2 separate regions of the Mus musculus genome follow, and region 2 is linked to region 1. The links are chromatin loops, found by intact Hi-C in ENCODE. Cell type or tissue: gastrocnemius. All regions are shown on one strand. Each heading gives the region's core, and the rest is flanking DNA. Links, peaks and the distances in the headings are about the cores only. Region 1 overlaps Filip1 (filamin A interacting protein 1). Region 2 overlaps Filip1 (filamin A interacting protein 1).

The links. Hi-C counts contacts between places; a loop is a spot of excess contacts. Peaks named below come from ENCODE experiments on the same cell type or tissue, not always from the same donor. Only the 100,000 strongest peaks of a DNase experiment are listed, where the experiment ranks them.
Region 2: it touches region 1 in a loop (2.1-fold over the local background); 7 of 42 quality-filtered maps call a loop at or near these places.

The regions. Positions count from the first base shown.
Region 1 is chr9:79,919,621-79,925,001 of GRCm38, forward strand. All of the region lies in intron 1 of Filip1 (filamin A interacting protein 1), which reads right to left. Among named protein-coding and RNA genes, the nearest start is that of Gm35261, 5.3 kb to the right of the region's middle. In gastrocnemius, for the core only: no CTCF peak of the experiment used is centred there; a DNase peak (open chromatin) is centred at 2,970; H3K4me3 peaks cover 1,465 bases; H3K27ac peaks cover 4,457 bases.
Region 2 is chr9:79,873,350-79,878,730 of GRCm38, forward strand. The region is part of intron 2 of Filip1 (filamin A interacting protein 1); the gene reads right to left. Among named protein-coding and RNA genes, the nearest start is that of Gm35261, 52 kb to the right of the region's middle. In gastrocnemius, for the core only: no CTCF peak of the experiment used is centred there; a DNase peak (open chromatin) is centred at 2,464; H3K4me3 peaks cover 1,050 bases; H3K27ac peaks cover 1,690 bases.

The sequences.
Region 1 (5,381 bases), core at 161-5,160:
TTGCACTTTGCAGCACTATCTGGCTTCTGGTATTTCTACTCAGCTCCATGCAACAGGAAATCACAGACAGCAGAGAAGTCGTCCGATGTGACTCTGTCTGATCTTTAGCCCTTAGTTTATCAACCTGGATCTAAGCTGTAACAAACTTGCTTAATGGGTACATCTAAGCTGGACAGTCTCTACCCGTTTTCATTCTGTCCCCAGCTCGCTGTAATTTGAAAATAAGAACAGACTGAGAGAAAAGATAGGGCGGCAGTGACGTCCTCTGTCCCTCCCTACCTCCTCTCTCAGATACACTGCTAAAGAAATGAACATAAAAGGAAAGGAATTCCCACGAAGTTTTATGGCTAAAACTCAAGAGGATTCCCACTGGCACTAGCCCATGTCCTGAGATATGCAAATGTATACTCCAGATTTAGCAGTGTGTGCCTCAAGCACCTACTAGGATTTTCTGAGAGACAGAGACGTGGCCAAAAGCCCAGTACAGCAGGACAACAGACTGGAGAGGCAGCCTGTGTGCTAACGCATGAATCATTGGTACAGGGGGCTTTCAAGGTAGAGCACCAAGACTGGAGTTGAAGTGGAAGGTGCAGGGTGTCTGTGCAGATTAGGATGGAGTTCAGAGATGTCATGGGAGCAGAGCTATTTCGCCAGAGAGTAGTGGGGTTATTTCATCGGGAGTCAGCCTGGGAGAGGACAGCAGTGGGTGCAGGTAGAGTGGGCTCCACTGTTGTGTGAGCTGAGCAGTCATACAGGCCACTGCTTGTTCTGTGCTCTTCCTTGAAATGTTTCACCCCCTTCCCTCCCCACCTTTTTTTTTTTTTGCTTTGTTTTTGTTTTTTGTTTTTGACCTGTATCCCATGGCCTCATTGTCATCATGCAGCCAAAAATCTTTGGCCTCCTGATCCTCTTGTTTTGCCATAAAAGAAAGGCCCAAGATTATAAGCCTGTGCTACCAGCCCAACTTGAGATTCTTAATTATCCTTGGACACCTACCCACATCCCACATTTTCATTTTTCACTGGGCTTTTTAATTAGATAGGCAGTCCTGACAACAGCCTCTTGGAAGCAGCGGCCACTGTAAAGCAGACAAAAGCCAGACTCCTGGGTACTTCCCCCAGATCTCTTTTCACTACCACCAATGTGCAGGGCTCAGCTACACTCCAAAATGTGAAGGGGGGTTGGGAGAGCAGACAGGAAGACTGAAATGGATTAATTTCAACTAGGACGAACTCAGCCAATATCAGCGAGTTTACCAGGAAATGTTCAGGTTAACGTTCCTGCCTACGGAGACATGTGGAGAAAGGAGTTTAAGAGAACTAAAGAGCAGAGTTGAAAATAGTCATGAAGAAAGCAAGTAGGCCAGGAGGATGGGTCAGGGGATAAAGGGCATCCCAGGAACCTGGTGGTCTGAACTCTCAATCTCTGGTCCCTAAGGTAGAAGGAGCAAACTGACTCCTCACAGCTGTCATCTGATTTACACACATGGATATATGTCATATATTCTAATGATAATAATAACTGATTTTAAAAACAAGGAAAGAAGTCATGTAGTAGAATTGTGCCATATGCATTGGGGGGATTAACTTTGATGAGTTGTTGTTGCTGTTATTATTATTATTGTTGTTGTTGTTGTTGTTGTTGTTACTACTATTGGTTTTTATTATTAAAAGTGGTTATCTTTTTGAAAACTTTTAAGTATAGAAGGATGTTCAGGTCATGGATATAAAGTCTTCTTTTAAATATCATCATACTCGGGAAGTCTGGAGCAGAGCTGCTCCAGCTCCGAGGCCATCAGATTCCCAGAGGAGTTGTGTGCACGGACGGCCACCATCAGTAAACTCATTGTAAACAAATGCAGTAGGCACTCATGCCTCAGTGCCTCTCTGCCTCTCATGTAACTAACTACTCACCAAACAGAAATTTTGATCTATTTTTTTTCTTTTAAATAAAGGAAGTGTGGGGCACTCTTTAGTAATAGTCTCCTATCTGAGAATTCAGTAAATTTGATGTGGCACTGCTCCTGAGATGTAATAAATCAGAAAAACATGCAAAGACAGAAAGCTGAAGACCTGGGCAAAGGGGAAAGCTTTGAAAAATGATGTTTGTTGGTGATATTGTTTGTTTTCTAAGGCTGGTATTGAGTCGAAAACCAATGTAGCTTTTGCATCTTAGACAAGTCCTCTGCAGATGCAGCTACATTCCTACCCAGGACAGTTTTGAGTGCTCGTACTCAGCTGATCCCTAGGGAATGAACAAGCTTCTTCCAGCTGAAACAGAGAGACTCAGGTGCCTGATGCCTGAGGAGGAACTACAAAGAGAAAGTCAAAACCGAGGACAGGCACAGAAAAGTCACAAGCTGTGACAGGATCACAGTATGTTAACCAGTTGCACACCATAAGACAACACTCCGAGTTTGCATTTCCAGGCTGTCTAGGGCCCTGCCATCCTGTCATGTCAAGAAAAAAAATAGCTTTGTTAGGAGCCATGGTAACTAAATACTGGGGGAGGGGGTGGAGGAAGGTCAAGGAATGTTCTATAGTTACGCATCAAGAAAGTACAAAACACAGGTTATTTTTAAATTTGGCTGCACGCCAACAGTTTTAACGTCTAAAAATTAAGATGCACATAAATAGCAGAGTCTGTTTCTCATGTAGCCATGAGAAAAAATACTTTCCCAGTAATTCAATACTACCTTATTTTCATCAGCTGCCATTCAAGCCAACAAAAATGCCCAAAGTGAGCATTTTCCAAATTTGTCACCGGGAGGGCATCCTTCCCCTGCTCCCTCACTCGCTGCCACCTCTGGTCTGCTCCGCAGGCATGACTCACTGGCCACAGGATGCAAAGGGGGCTGCTCTTCTAGGACTGCGGAGCTGTTTGCCATCAGTGCCCACTTTCTCTCTCCTAATAACACTTGTGGCCACCAACGAAGATTTACCTGACAGCTGTCAACCAGAACCAAGGTGTGGCATGCTTGCACACAGAGTCTCCCCCACCGCACAGCCCACCGTCCTAGGCAGGCAAATCTGCCTACAGGTTGGGGCCCATAGGCCAGCTGAGGTAATGGCCAAAATGCCTCTCTGTCCTCTCTGGTGCTTCGGGACTGTATCCAGTGACGGACAGGAGTCCGGACAAGAGGAATTATAAGAAACAAGCTCCCCAAATCAAAACCTCAGGAGAGAAATTCTCTATGGAAAAAAAATCTCTTAAATTATTCTAAATGAGTGACTATAACATATATGTGAGATGTGTAGAGGTAGAGTTTTAAAAAATATTATAAATAGACTTTTGCTTGATCTAAAGTTCTAATTCCAAGACTGAGAATTAGGGTTTTCCATTTATTGATAAATTTTACCTAAACTGTGAATGTATTACACATATGCTTGGAACATTGCTTAGACTTGCCCAAATAATCACACTGTTCCTTCTGAGTTCCTTCAACTGTAAATTAATTTTTTTATTATTTACTTAATGTGCATTGGTGTTTTGCCTGCATGTATGTCTGTGTGAGGGTGTCCAATCTGCTAGACCTGGAGTTCCAGAGCTGCCATGTGGTTTCCGGGAATTGAACCCTGGTCCTCTGGAAGAGCAGCCAGTGCTCTTAACTGCTGAGCCCTCTCTCCAGCCTCTCATCTGTATACTTAAAAGCACCAAAACCCTATGTGTGCATGTATTGCTGAAAGGAAAAACTTACAACAGCTGTTTTGCCACTTTAAAACTGGTTGCTAAAGAACAAGTCCGCAGACAGAATGGATGGCGATCACACAGATACCATTCCTTGTGTGAGCAAATGTCAGGGTCCTCTTTACTAGGTTGATTAAGTGATCTGAGAGTGCCAGGGACTTGGTAGCAAAAGGAAGTCCAGCTGGTTATTGTCAGCAGGCACATCACAGTGAAACTGATTCAGAAGGGGAGCCACAGGCTGAGCTGGAAAAAACCTCGAAGACCTTTTGCTAAATGAGTTATTTCCAGGTCAACTTTTATCTTAGTTTACTGTAAAAATGAGTTCATATTACTATCATTGCAAGCCAACCCTTTGAAAAAAATTACAGAGTACCCTCCTTGTGCAGGGCACTGTAAGTTTTCCCCACAGGATTTTGTTTTTTAATGTAATCAATTAAAAATTAAAAATGTACTCTGTAGCCATACGGTGGTCAGACACCAAGCTGGAATCCTTTTTTTTAAAATATTTTTTATTACATATTTTCCTCAATTACATTTCCAATGCTATCCCAAAAGTCCCCCATACCCTCCCCCACACACTTCCCTACCCACTCATTCTCATTTTTTTTTTTTTTTTTTTTTTTGGCCCTGGCGTTCCCCTGCACTGGGGCATATACAGTTTGCGTGTCCAATGGGCCTCTCTTTCCAGTGATGGCCGACTAGGCCATCTTTTGATACATATGCAGCTAGAGTCAAGAGCTCCGGGGTACTGCTTAGTTCATATTGTTGTTCCACCTATAGGGTTCAAGCTGGAATCCTAATGCAGCGGTGACCAGGAGATCCAAAGAAAGTTTTGCTCACTTTTCTTCAAAGGCAGATTCTCTTTCATTTTCATCTTGGAATATGAACGACTGAATTATTGTTGAGGCTTAATTAATTAAGTCATGACTGCCAGGAATTACACCTGTATTGTCAGCACTCAAAGGCTGAGGCAAGAGAGTCACAAGTCTAAAATTAGCTTGGGCTACAAAATACATTCTAAGCTAGCCTGGGCTACATTAGTGATACTCTGTTTCAATTTTTTAAAAAAAAGTAAATGCTGTGTGATTCAACAGATTCCACAGTGTTTGCCTCTTAGTTTCACAGAATAAGATTTAAAACCAGATCTCTGGATTATAATAACCTGGGTGTAAAATTTTGACCTCTCACACGCCACTTCCACTATGACTAGGGACTTCCAGGACTCAGAAACCCTTATTAGGACATTTCTAGAAGTCTTCAGGAGGAAAATGAGGAGCTGTGTTCCTAATGCTGTCCTGACAGCTAGAGAGACATGTTTTCATTTCCTGGTCTATATTTCTACCACATGGTCTTCCTATCATCATTGAGGTGGCTAAGATACTATCTGTGGAGCCAGGTGGTGGTGGCACACACCTTTAATCCCAGTACTTCAGAGGCAGAGGCAAGTGGACCTCTATGAGTTCAAGGCCAGCCTGGTCTACAGATTGAGTTCCAGGACAGCAGGGTTGCAAAGAGAAACCCTGTCTTGAAAAAAATAAACAAAAGGAGGGGGGGAAAGGAGAAAAGAAGGATGCCATCAGTGGTATCAAGGAAGAAAGGCTCAGAAACCCCAGTGATTAATTCTAATGCACCCACACTTCCTTTGTACCAAGAACAATGGTAGAGCCAGGATCTGAGCACTCAGGTTCCTGGGA
Region 2 (5,381 bases), core at 209-5,208, 46 kb before region 1:
TGCCGTGAAACTATACTGTCTGGATATAACTTATGCCTGAGATTTATTGGAATCACACAGCCTTGAGCTCCCTGGGAGGTGACTGAGTATTTTATTCATTTCAATTCCCACCTAAGCAAATTCTCTATTTATATCATACAAGTGACCAGCTGGCAAAACTATACTTTAATTTCTTTAAAAACAAAATTCAAAAGAATCAAAAAGCCTCAGTCATCCTGAACCTGCAGAGAATGTTACACTGGCTACTTGCTAGGAGGAAAATGGGGAAGGACTGTACAGGAAGAGGAGAGAGGAGAGGACAGGAGGGGGGGGGAGGGAAGGGAAGAGGAGGTGGAAATTATCAAGACTTAGCCCTTCAACAGATGCAATGTGGTAGAAAAGACAGCATGCCCCTGAGAATCTATGCTAAAAACATGCACAACCATGTGTGACCTTGACCTGAGTCTGCCTATGAACTCAGTCTCTATCTGTAAAATGGGCACAGCAACAGCAATGCCACAGATTGTACTTGACCTAAAGTATGCAAGGTATGTGATAAATCAATGATTCCCCCCCCCCCAGCGTGCGCGCCTTGAGAAACCCACCTGTGGCTCTGCTATGCACTGTAGCAGTATGACTTAGGTTGGTTGGCTCTGTAACGAAGTACATGAAGTCACTAGTGTAAGTGGATATCTAATGAAAGTCGTTTCCTCTTTTCATTCTTTTATCACAGTGAATTGGCTGATATGGAACATCTGGGTCAGTTGAGCAATATTATACAGTTATTATAATATTAATATTATAATATAATATTATAATATTACATTAACAAAATTATACAATATTATATACCCTTTCTACAGGCTAATTCAATAGGTCGAAGCTATGGAATTTTTTTTTCTTCTCATTCCTGTTGCTCTCAATACCCTGTTAAAGCACTCATAACCATACCTCCGATTCCTATGTTGTGAGCCTAGCAGGATGATGGCAGCCCAGACCAGTGTGACCACCTTCTCTGAGCCTCTTGAACCATTTTTTTTTTAATTTTACTTTATATGTATGAGTGTTTTGCCTGAATGTATATATACACGCATCATACATGTGCCTGGTACCCAATGGGTCCAAAGAGGGAGTTGGTTCCCCTGGACCTGGGGTTATGCCATCTGAGTTCTGGGAACAGCCTGGGCCTTCTGCAAGAGCAGCAATTGCTCTTTACTCCCAAGCCACCTCTCCTGTCCCTTGATCCAGTTTTTAAAATGTGATTGAAAATTGGAATATACTGTCAGAATCTGCAGTTCACTGCCTGTTAAAAGAGCACAGCACAGCAGAAGTGGCATTAGTTTTCTATACTTTTTTTTTTTTGGCATTCTCTAAAGCAGCATCAATAAGAAGGTGTGTCAGGAGCACATTTTGTAGTGATGCTCATGCCAAAAGCAGGCTGTCTAATCTAAGTCCTTTCATATAGAAAAAACAACAACAACAATAAATTAATAAGCACAAAAATTGTTGATTTAAAAACTCTTAAACATTTTACAATGTACTTTTAACATTCCTACTTGATTTGGAATGTCCCCTTATAAATGAAGGCAATTTCTTATGGAACGCTCCCCCACCCACCCTCTCCCACTTCTCAGCCCTGGCATTCCCCTGTACTGAGGCATATAAAGTTTGCACAACCAATGGGCCTCTCTTTCCACTGATGGCCGACGAGGCCATCTTCTGATACATATGCAGCTAGAGTCAAGAGCTCCGGGGTACTGGTTAGTTCATAGAGAATGCACCTTCTAAATAACATAAATATAACTTACTTTACTTAGCCAATTATATAAAATATTTTAAAGTAAGTTTTGGAACAGGTCATTTCAGATCAAAGGAATATTTATGTCTCTGATAGTCAGATGTGTGACACCTGAAATTTTGAAACTTTTCTATTAATATGCTTTAAATTGGTGACGTAAGTAAAAAAATGTTTCAGCCAAGAAAGCCTAGCTCTAAACAGCTAACATGAAACTAACATATTTTTCAGGGAAGGACAGAGTTGAGTTTAGCAATAACCCATACATAGCTCGAGGCAACCTAGCACGGACAATACTCTTAATTGGGAACATTAACGTGATTCTCTTAACTCCACTGTACGAGAGAAAGACTAAAGCTTTGAGCTATTTCTCGGAGCTGTGTGCTCTCGTTGTTCCATGATGCGGTGTGTGCCGGTGACAGTCGTTGTGGGAGCGAGGCTGAAGATGAAGCAAAGGGAGGCCTGAAGGAGAGGCCGGGTATCGTTTCCCAGACTGACCTCATCCGCAGCGGAAGCCTCCGCATCTGCATCTGCATCTGCATCTGCTGCGATTTCCTCACACTACATCACTTGATTGGCTTGCTGCTCTCGCCAAAACTTTTGAGCTTTGTCATCTTTTTAGTATCTTTCCTAAGAACAGCACACTCAGATCAGGCCACAGCTTGTGAGTCTGGCAGCCCAGCCCCAAGCCTTCCTCTCTGCTGCCCAGAGGCCCCTGCCAGGCCGTGGCTGCTGGAAGTCAGCCCCACAGAACATCTTCTCACAGTGCACTTTGAAGTGGATAAAATATGCACTCGCGGACACTCGTCTGTTATTTCCTGTGCTCGCTCGCAGCTTTGTTCTTCTTTATTGCCAGAGAATTCTACGGGTGATGTCACTTTTCTCCGAAGAGAACGGGCCATCACAGCTTTTTACTGACATAATTAATTATCTGGAACTTGATTCTGGGCCAGAAAATTCTCAAGGCACAGCCCCTGAAGAATTAACTCTGCTGTGTTCCCCATCCTTCAACTTTTAAAGAGACAGGATACCATGTCTTTTCCTTTCTCGGACACTGATAATGGTATTTTTGTTCGGTGATATCAAGTCACAGCAAGTGAACTGGGGCACCATTCTGTGATTTCACAAGGAAGACCTTCCGTTCAATGGGCCACAAACTCCAAAGGTCAGAGTAGATCAGGGACACAAAGCACAGCGTTTAGGGCTCAGTCTCAAGTGCTACAGGAATGCATCTCAATGACTGAATAGATTCTGGGGGAAACTCATGAATCCCCAGCCAGAAGAATGAGATCCACACCAAAGCTAACGAAGTTAACCATCCATAAGGTGAAAGGTTGGTTTATCAGCCACAAAAGCAGAAAGCATTAGCAGTTTAAACCACACACAAGATGAGAAAGTACCAGGGCAATGATGGTTGTACTATGAGAATTTTCACATATGTTTTTATATAGATCCAAATGAACGCATGCGATATTCATTAGAAAAATTGCCCTGCTATTGAGATTTGAGATTATGTAAATGAGCTGCCACCTGTCTCTGCAACAGGGGTGGGGGTGGGGGGGTGGGGTGGGGCTCTGTGGGGAGCAGAGGGTACTGTAAATGGCCAGAAACCAGGTGAGAGGATTTTGATGGAATCTGGGAATGTGGTCCAGTTCTAGCTTTCTCTTCAGAGGTAGAAGATAGGGGTCCCATCTTTCTCAACGATGATGGGAATAATGATACCAAACTTCTACACAACTCAAAAGGGTTGACTTAGAACATAGCTTTTGGAACCACATTAAAATGTTGTCCCGCACCAAAAGAAATCAACATTGATTCATTTGAATCGTGCTTTAGACATTTAGATGTGTGACTGACATTTTTTCCCCCTTTGTGGCAAAACCTCTTTAATCTCAACACCAGGGAGACAAACAGGCAGATCTTTTGAGTTTGAGGTCTACAGAGTTCCAGGACAACCAGGATTCCACAGAGAAAGTGTTGAGAAAGGGGTGAGATGGGCTCAAGTAAAGCAGAAACATTGATGAATAACCACCAGCTACCCTTAAATAATCTAGGGTCAGTTCAGCACTGTGTCCTAGGACTGCAGATAGCAGGGTATCCCCAATTTACCGTGGCTCAGTGAGGCATGACTGTAATCCTGGTCTTGGCAGGTGTGCTGATGTGTATGAGACTGGCTCCCATATATATAAATACTTTGGTCCCCAGTTGGAGCTCTCTCTGCCTCCGGCTTGTGGATCAGATGTAAGCTGCCAGACCTGCCTGCCTACTGTCAAGCTCTGCAGGATGGTTGCGGACTGACTCTTTATGTCTCCTTTAAACTACTGGCACGTAACCAAGCTGGGTTCAGGAGAGATGGCTCAGACATTCAGAGCACTGGCTGAGGATGTGGGTTCAGCTTCCAGCTCCCACATCGAGGCTCACAAACAAATGTAGAGTGACTCCAGTTGCAGGGACCAACAGACAGGTAGGCACGCAAATACACATAGACCTCTCGGAAGCCTTTAAAAGAACCTGTGAGGAGCTGTGAAAGGGCCAGACCTCTCATGGTAAGAAGAGGAATCAAAGGGACAAGCTGCCCCTCACAGATTTGAGTGTCTTACAGCCACTTACCAGGAGAAAAACTGCAGCAGAGCAGTGCTGTACCACTGGTTACTTACTGGCTTGGGCTGCTCTCAAAGCTCCCTTTGGGTTGAGAAAATTAACATCTGAATCAAAAGGGCTAACCTACAAATGAACTAAGCTTGGCAGGAAGGCATCTCATGTGAGCACCAATAATTTATTTTGGTGTAAAGGGGGGAAGCTGGAAAATACACTGTATTTATTTTTAAAGATTTAATGTTATGATGTATAGCGTGTAACTGAAATCAACAATATAGATGCGCTTAAAGAAAAAGAGAAAGATCTATAAAATGCATCCTCCAAATCTGCTCCCAAGGGAAAACTCTATTAACAACTTGGGGTGAATGATTCCAGGAACGGCTTGTTCCTATAGAAACGTAATTAGAGCAGCCTGTCTCCTCCCCACCACTTCCTAATATTAAACACTAGGACGTGTGCACAATATTTTGCAAATGTCATCTCACTGAAACCACATAGTTAAATCACATCAGATAAATACCACTATGGGCATCACTATGTAGATGCTGGGTCTGAGGCTATTACAGGAAAGGTTGGTAATTTGCCCAAAGTCACACAACTGATAAATGGTGGCTGCAGGATACAAATCTAGGCAATCTAACTTTCGAGCTGAAACTCTTAATATCAAACCTTATGGGTTCTCTATATGCATGTAGCCATTGGACCTTCTCAAACAACTATCCATCTATCTATCTATCTATCTATCTATCTATCTATCTATCTATCTATCTATCTACCTACCTACCTACATACCTATCTATAATACTAGGCATTGGATTTATGTTTTCAAGCATGCTTTGCAAGTACACTACCACCAAACTATTGCCCAAGAGCTACCATTGCTTTTAATGTGTGTGTGTGTGTGTGTGTGTGTGTGTGTGTGTGTGTGTGTCCAACAGAGTCTAATCCCTTGGACCTGGAGTTAGTTGTAGGTGGTTTGAGCTACCCCATGTGAATGCTAGGAACAAAA